Linked DNA regions of Mus musculus: regions 2 and 3 are each linked to region 1. A link is a loop called in an ENCODE intact Hi-C map of the cell type or tissue named here. Cell type or tissue: gastrocnemius. All regions are shown on one strand.

Region 1 (2,500 bases):
TTGTATGATCTCTTAAGTGGGTAAAATATACAAGTAAAAAGCTGCTATGGCCAGCTGTGATTCCTTAGATAATCGTTGGTATTATGGATGGGTCCAGCGTTAGAAGGAAATGGTTATGTTCTAAAGGTCTTACCTGTTTTAATTCTGAGGTTTACTTAGTTTTTGAAATAAGACTTGGCTTGAAAGCAAGCACTATTTTGCATTTTGCTTCCTCCTAATACTAGATTCATGTTATTTCAGCTAGGGGCAGTATTTTCTCATGGATTGACTAAAAATTGTTATTTTTGGCATTTGGCTTTGTGATTATTTCCAAGATATGTTGTTTCCTCTGCCAGCTTCCTAACTGTGCAGAATGGGAATGGAATAACTTGCCACATCTGTAGAGGTGCACCCTGCCCTAGGTAGAGCCCCCTTGGATGAACAGTGTGCTTAAGGTCTAGGAACTGTTACTGGAATGAGCTGATGTAGGTCATTTTATAGGAAGTCAAGTAGGAGGTTATGAACTAAGTTCTTGGCAAGTTAAAGGAGTGACAGTGAAATGAAAGAAAAAAAAAACAACTATGTGTTATTGAAGTTTGTATAAAAGATATAAATTTAGAGGGAGAGTGTCAAGCAGAAACAAAGAGATGGAAGGTATATCAGACTAAAACATTGTAAAATTATGGAATGCCCTTTATTGATTTCTGTATGTAGTAATACTTAATTTTTTATATTTTAATTTTAAAATTTTATTGTAGCAATACTTTTAAAAGGATAGTACAAAGTAATTTTTTGCACTCTTAGCCTGAAAAGTTTTATATCTGTCTTATATTTTTGGTATTTTGAAGAATATTTTCTGATCACTAGACATGATTTTAGACTTGGCTCTTGGTTTTAGGGGAAGTTTTTTTGCACTTGACATGCTGTAGATACTTCCTGATGAAACCCATTGTTCCTTTATTTTGGTAGTTGATAGTCTGGTGTCATCTAGTTCCCCAGTCAAAGTTTTGGGCTTCCTCTCTCACTAGCTCTTTCCTTCTGAACCTTTGAGACAGGTTGCACCATGCAGCCCGGGCCACCCTGGTACTTAAGATCACCTGCCTACGCCTCTCAGTGCTGGGATTACATGTGTGCTCATAGTTGAGCCTTTACTGTTTTTCTAATTACTAAGAACTGGTAGTTTTACCTTCTAAGGAACCCTTTTAATCTGTAATGACACAGTGCATGCTGACGTCGCTTCTCACCTAGTTTACCACAGGACCCTTTTCCCTTCTAGATTCACCTCTAGATTCCGTAGCTTCTCCATGGCAACTGCAGTGTTTCTGAGCAGTGAATCAATCACTCTAGTTCAAAAAGCTTTCAATGGCTCCCCCTACAGTCTTCACTAGGAGAGGCAGCAGGCTAGAGGGCTTTAAAGTTCTATTTGCTCTGTGCTGGGTTCCAATTCTATTTTTCTTTCCACTTAAATCTTTGTAATATTATCAGGCTGGCCTATCCTTTTCTCTCCCAACAGTTGGAAGATAATTATTCCCACGTTAAAGGGTTGTGACAGTTAAATGAAATCATGGGCAAGTGTTTAGTAGATTCAACACACATGCTTAATGCTTTAGAAAAATATTTTTTGCTATCGTAGCAGGTTCTTCATAGCTATTTCATGGTTCCTTCTTCAACTAAATTGTCCTTCTTTCATCTTAATACTCATATTTAAGAACTTTGAGTTCCAACCAAAATAGGCCCAGCAGTTTAATGCCTCCCTGAGTTTGGGAAAAAAATACAGGTTATTCTTTGAGGCCGAGATCAAGGAATAGTTTAACCAGATATGTCAGGCTAAGTTCCATGCTGTTGGTATGTGTCATTCGCTTTTATTTTAAGTTTTGTATTTTATTTATTTTGGTGCTTTTTAAAATTTTACTTTTGTTCTATGTGTATCAGGGTTTTGCTTGCATATATGTCTGTGTGGATGTCAGATCTACATGGGAGTACACACAGTTGTGAGCTGCCATGTGTGTGCTAGGATTTGAACCTGGATCCTCTAGGAAGAGCAGTCAGCATCCCAATGAGCCATCTTTTCAGCCCCCGGTATAATTCTCTAGGAAGTATGCAATTAAATTGTAGTGTAATTAGTATACTCAAACCATTTCCTTTTAATCATTTATATATTATATTCACAGGTGTGCCCAGCACTTGATAAGGAGTCAGAAAAAAATTTTAAACAGGTTTACATTTCTTTAAAACATGAATTAACTTGGCTATATAGTCTGAATTTAGTGTATAAAATTACTCTTGTAATAAGATACTCTTGGGACTGGAGAGATGGCTCAGTGGTTAAGAGAACTGACTGCTCTTCCAGAGGTCCTGAGTTCAATTCCCAGCAACCACATGGTGGCTCATAGCTATCTATCTGTAATGGGATCAGATGTCCTCTTCTGGTGTGTCTGAAGACAGCTACAGTGTACTCACAATAAATAAATAAATAAACAAATAAATTTTTTTGAAGGAAAAAAATGCTCATGTATCTCTA
Region 2 (2,500 bases), 220 kb before region 1:
GAACAATGCCCGGAGGGAACTGGGATAAGGAGAAGCTCTGGCTTTTTCAATTGCTTTCCTTTTCTTTTCTTTTCTTTTCTTTTCTTTTCTTTTCTTTTCTTTTCTTTCCTTTTCAAAGATTTATTTTACTTATATGAATACACTGTAGCTGTCTTCAGACACACCAGAAGAGGGCACAGGATCCTATTACAGATGGTTGTAAGCCACCATGTGGTTGCTGGGAATTGAACTCAGGACCTCTGGAAGAGCAGTCAGTGCTCTTAACCACTGAGCCATCTCTCCAGCCCTCAATGTATTTCTGTTTTGCTTTGATCCTAGAGCTAAGACAGCCAGTGTAACTGGAGATGGGCTTGATGGGGGGATGAAGGAATGAGCGAATGAGTGAGTTAATGAGTAAAGGTTCAGGGTCAAGTAGGGGCTCTCTTTTCCATGGGGGAGATCTGAGAAAGTTTATATAGCAAAAGAGAAGTTCAGGAGAAGATAACGCCCTCGGGGAAGGATAGAAATACCTCAAAGGGCCCTCTCCGTTCTACTCTCCTGTTGACACCAGTATCTGGCCCTCCCATCAGCCACTTAGCCTGGAGCCCAATTAGGGCAAAGACTCAAATTCTTCCCGCCATGGCCCCATGAAGTCTGGCTTCAGGGCTGCAGCCCATTTGGAAACCGGTCTTCAGTTCATTTGTGTGTTTTTTCAATTTGATTATTAAGTGCCGTTTAACACGGGCAAGGGGAAGGCCTGTTTTCATTCCTCAATTCGCCTTCCTCTCTGGCCTGCATGCCTCCCTAGTGAGTAATGGGGAGGGCTGCTTTTCTGGAACACGAGGGGAAACTTCCAGCAAATTGCAAAAGCATGTCTCTTCCTTGAAAAATCCTTTCACACTTGTTTAGTGCTGGGTTTGTAAAGTTCAGGAAAAGCCTCCGTAAACAGGCTCTGAATGGCCCTGCGTTTCTCTGCTCTCCTGGAGAACTTTCCTTTTTTCTCCTAAGGTGGTCTCTGGCCTGAAGGGATGGTAATGGAAGCAGAAAGAGCAGAGGGTAGTGGTATATCCCTCAGAAGGATAAACACACTTTAGAGCTGTCAGGACAGCAGGCTGGAGGAGCCCAGGAGGGGCCCCATGCCACCATCCCTCAGTCCCCACATGGCTGGGATAGCAAGGAAGACAGAAAGCTAACTAATAAGGTCCAGGAAGAGTATGACATTCTTCATATAGGAGCTTGCAATGCAAGGGGAGGAAATGGGAGACTGGGACAATAATGAATGTCAGAATTGCCTACAAAGGGTTCTGCCTAAAAGTCAGAGGCGGCTTTTAGTCCTCTGGCTTTCTCTGCACCATCTGTATTCCTCTAGCCAGAGAAATGCAGAGTTCTGAAAGAGGATGAGTGAGGAGCTCCACTCCTGCAGAGATACACTCATTCTTCCTTGGGCTGTTGACAGACAAGGTGGCTTTCTAAAAGGTAGGCAGGCAAGGATAGAGGGTGGGGCTCCTGGTAGCCAGTGGAGACCATTGGGGTCACTTCCAGAGCAAACCAGGGGAGGCGCTGTAAGAGCTCTGTGGGCAGTGCTCTAGTAACAGGCCTTCCTGTCAGTTACTGATCTAATCTCTGTTACTGTGACCAATTGGTCCCAGTCCATGAAAGGCTGCCTCTGCAGTGCATCTGTTACTGGTCCTCTTGGTCCACCACTGACATAGCAGGAAAAGTGGCCCCACCCACCTAATTCCCATTTCTCTGTCTTCTTTTTGAGTGTCCTACGCATTTTCTTTCTCATCCATACCAAACAAACAAACAAAAAAAAACAAACAAACAAACAAAAATGCTCAAGAAGAAATTGGGCATGGTTGTGCATGCCAGTAATCCCAGCACTTGGGATGTGGAGCTAGAGGGATCAGGAATTCAAAACCAACCTCTATGTAGCAAGTTCAAGGTCAGTCAGGACTACATGAAACCCACAGTCAAAACAACATCAAGAACAGGAACAGGAACTAAGAAAAGGCAGGTTGTGCTGTTGGGACAAAGACCTGAAATGGGCCAGGAGACTGAAGATGGGGGAGGGGGGCAGGGATATCAGGAAAGGGACAACAGAGTGTCTCCTCCAGCCCTGGGAATTCTCTGAAGTCCTGTGTGCCTTCTTCATACAACATAGCACTCAGGGAGGATAGCCATCAGATCTTGGTCCAGCCATGCCCCCATGGTGCTCAATAATCTAACAAAGGCTATGTGTATGACAGGAGAGCAAGGACCTTTAATCTGCTGGAGCCCAGGGCATCTGCCAGCCATCGGAGAACCAACTGTCTCCTTTTCCCCCATCAGAAACTGGGCTGCCGCCAAAGCGCCCTTTCCTCTTGCTTATGAAGCCCAGGATCCCCCTGCTCTGCAGGCTGCTGCCTCCTCTTCCCCTCCTAGCTAGCCCAGCCTCTTCTCTCTGTTCCGCCTTCTCCTCACCCCATCTCTTTTTCTCTTCCTCTTTCCATGCCTCTGATCTCCCAATGCCCCCATCCTT
Region 3 (2,500 bases), 330 kb before region 1:
GGCACGAGAAAGGAGTGTAGCCAAATACAAGTCAGCACAAGCCACCAGTGTCTCGGCCTCCACGATGGCAGCCGGAGGGCGAGGAGGCGGGTCTTGGTTTGAGGCCCCGCCTTATGCCGCGCCCTTCCTCGGATGACCCCGCCCCACTAAGAGGCGCCCAGGCCCCGCCTCCGAGCTCAGAGGCTCCTCCCTGCACTCCGATCCCGGAAGCGAGCTCTGCTCCGCCTCTTCCGAGCTGGGTCGCGACCTTGAGGCCGGGAATCGAGTTTCCAAACGTGCGGGGGCCTTCGCCGGCTCTGCTGCCCCCTTTCTCTCCATGGCAGCGGCCCGGAACCTGCGCACCGCGCTCATATTCGGAGGCTTCATCTCCATGGTCGGCGCCGCCTTCTATCCCATCTACTTCCGGCCCCTTATGCGGCTGGAGGAATACCGTGAGTGACCTCTGACCCCGCGCAGTGGCTGCTCCCAGCGCTACCCCGAAGCCCTTAAGCCCCTACCCTATCTGTTCAAGGAGTGCTGAGGAAGGATGTGGACTTGGGAGTGAGGCTACCCGGGTTCCAGGCTCGCCCAGTGCAGCCCGGTGACCACGGACAAGGGGCCCCACCTCTGACCTTCAATGTTGAGGCTCTACATATCTTTTGCAGGATCAGCAACAAAACTGTGAGCATCTTAGGGGTCACAGAGGTGATGTGTATGAAAGCAGCCTACACACAGCAGGTCAACACTAACACTAGTTCACACACAGTATATACTGATATACTGAAGATTTAATGTTTTGGGTTAAGCATATACCGAGTCGTTGAATTTGCACGGGCTTCCCTTGGGGTAGATGCTACCCATTTTACAGATGGAGGTCACACAGCTAGTAAGTGGTGAGGGAAATGTTCCAACCCAGGCGTCTGTCCGCAGAGCCCCGCTCCATCCACCCAGGCTGAGATGGTGCTATAGTGGAGAGCTTTGATCATTCTGAGTTGAAAGGTGTTTTTATGGTGCATCATTGCCAATCCCTAAGATGTCTTGGAGCGGAAATATTTCAAAGCTAAACTGTTAACCTGGGTTCTGAGTTTTTCCTCAAATCGTTTTTTTTTTTTTTAGATTCTGCTGGTTTCCTTCATTTTTAAGCTGGCTGCTCACATGACAATGGCGAGTGTCCGGGGAGTCATTTTCCTCCTTAATCATTCAGGTCCTATCATTCTAAAAGCCACACTCCTTCCTGGAGACCTATACCTCAGCAAGGATTAGCACTTTGATACATCTGAAACCATCTGTCAGCGAGGAGAGATGAGGCATTAGAGGATCATTTTGTTCTCCAGGAAACCTGAATCATCTTGAAGATGGAAGAGGGCCAGCCCAGCCCCCGGGGAATATTAGCTGAGGCTGAAGCTTGGCGATTTCAAGCCTCATGTAAATGTTCTGACCATCTCCAGCGCCATAACACTTGGTTTCTGGAGGCAAAGCATTTTAAAGTACACACATGAATCCCCTGACAGCTTCTTTTCATCAGCTCAGACTAAGATGGTCTCTGTGCTTCCTGCCTTCAAGCCTTCCTGCATGCGCCACGTGTGGAAGGAATGTGGGCTTGTGTAAGGTCCTGCAGAATTTGTCTCCATCCTGGATGGATCCCTGCCACAGGCTATTTTATTACAGCTTCTAGAGTTGGAGTTGAGACTTGGTCTGTTGGAGGTTCCCTTTAGAAAAATCCCAGTTCTGAAGAAGACAGGGGTGTGGTTCTCAGCCACTGTGCTATCTGGAGGTGTTTTGCTTGTCACAGCTAAGGAAGAAAAGGGGAGGTGAGAGTAAGCCATTGTACTAGATAGGATCCAGGATAAATTTCCCACAGTGCACAGAAGCATCACACTGTGAAGGCTACCCTGCTCTTAGTCAGCCGGTTACCCTGCATGTCTTCCAGGAATACTCCCCAGTCTTTGGCTGACCATGTTGCTTTAGGCGGGCAGGTCAGGCTCTAAGACTGTCTACACCTGCTTGCCTTTTAGCTTATTTTAATTAATTCGACCAACTTTAACCAAAGGTTATAACTAAAATTTTTTAAAAAGTAAATAATACTGAACAGCTAATTTTTATCAGAAGTTTTGGTTTTGGTGGGTTTTTTTTGTTTTGTTTTGTTTTTTTCATCCTTCCAAGTGCTTCAACTCTGCTAAGACATTTAGTGCTCGTCATAACCCTTTGTGGTGGCTGTTAGCTGGATAACATGTAGGCAGGTATTTCCTCACTCTGAGCCTTGCCTGTTCCCCCCGCTGTGGTGATGGTGTTTACTGAACTGAATTTGTAAGTTTAGGGTGAATTAAGTGAAGTATAGTCTCATATTAGGAATTGTACCAAAAAAAAAAAAAAAAACAAAAAAAAACACTTTTAAAAGGAGGTCTTGGTGAGGAGTGAGATACAAGCAGGTGTGTGCCTTAGGCCGGCAGGAAGCATGCCCAGCTAGCTCAGTGTGTGCTCAGGAGCTGGGAGCCCATTCCGTTTCCAGTATTTATAGTAT

The links. Peaks named below come from ENCODE experiments on the same cell type or tissue, not always from the same donor. Only the 100,000 strongest peaks of a DNase experiment are listed, where the experiment ranks them.
Region 2: a loop joins it to region 1, with 2.3 times the contacts of the local background. A loop is called at or near these places in 8 of 42 quality-filtered maps.
Region 3: it touches region 1 in a loop (4-fold over the local background); 11 of 42 quality-filtered maps call a loop at or near these places.

What each region holds. Positions count from the first base shown.
Region 1 is chr5:53,593,196-53,595,695 of GRCm38, forward strand. The region is part of intron 1 of Rbpj (recombination signal binding protein for immunoglobulin kappa J region); the gene reads left to right. Among named protein-coding and RNA genes, the nearest start is that of Rbpj, 4.0 kb to the left of the region's middle. In gastrocnemius, CTCF peaks have their summits at 246 and 1,361 (motif pointing left); a DNase peak (open chromatin) is centred at 1,322; H3K4me3 peaks cover 996 bases; H3K27ac peaks cover 1,772 bases.
Region 2 is chr5:53,376,343-53,378,842 of GRCm38, forward strand. No RefSeq gene overlaps it. Among named protein-coding and RNA genes, the nearest start is that of Gm40303, 110 kb to the left of the region's middle. In gastrocnemius, a CTCF peak has its summit at 1,504; DNase peaks (open chromatin) are centred at 1,535 and 2,368; H3K4me3 peaks cover 347 bases; H3K27ac peaks cover 2,500 bases.
Region 3 is chr5:53,266,928-53,269,427 of GRCm38, forward strand. Smim20 (small integral membrane protein 20) reads left to right here and starts at 179. Exons shown (of 3, transcript NM_001145433.1): 1 at 179-431. The coding sequence starts at 317. It overlaps Gm40303 (a long non-coding RNA gene), which reads right to left and starts at 200. Exons shown (of 2, transcript XR_868423.2): 1 at 1-200. In gastrocnemius, a CTCF peak has its summit at 1,560; DNase peaks (open chromatin) are centred at 162 and 1,349; H3K4me3 peaks cover 2,500 bases; H3K27ac peaks cover 2,500 bases.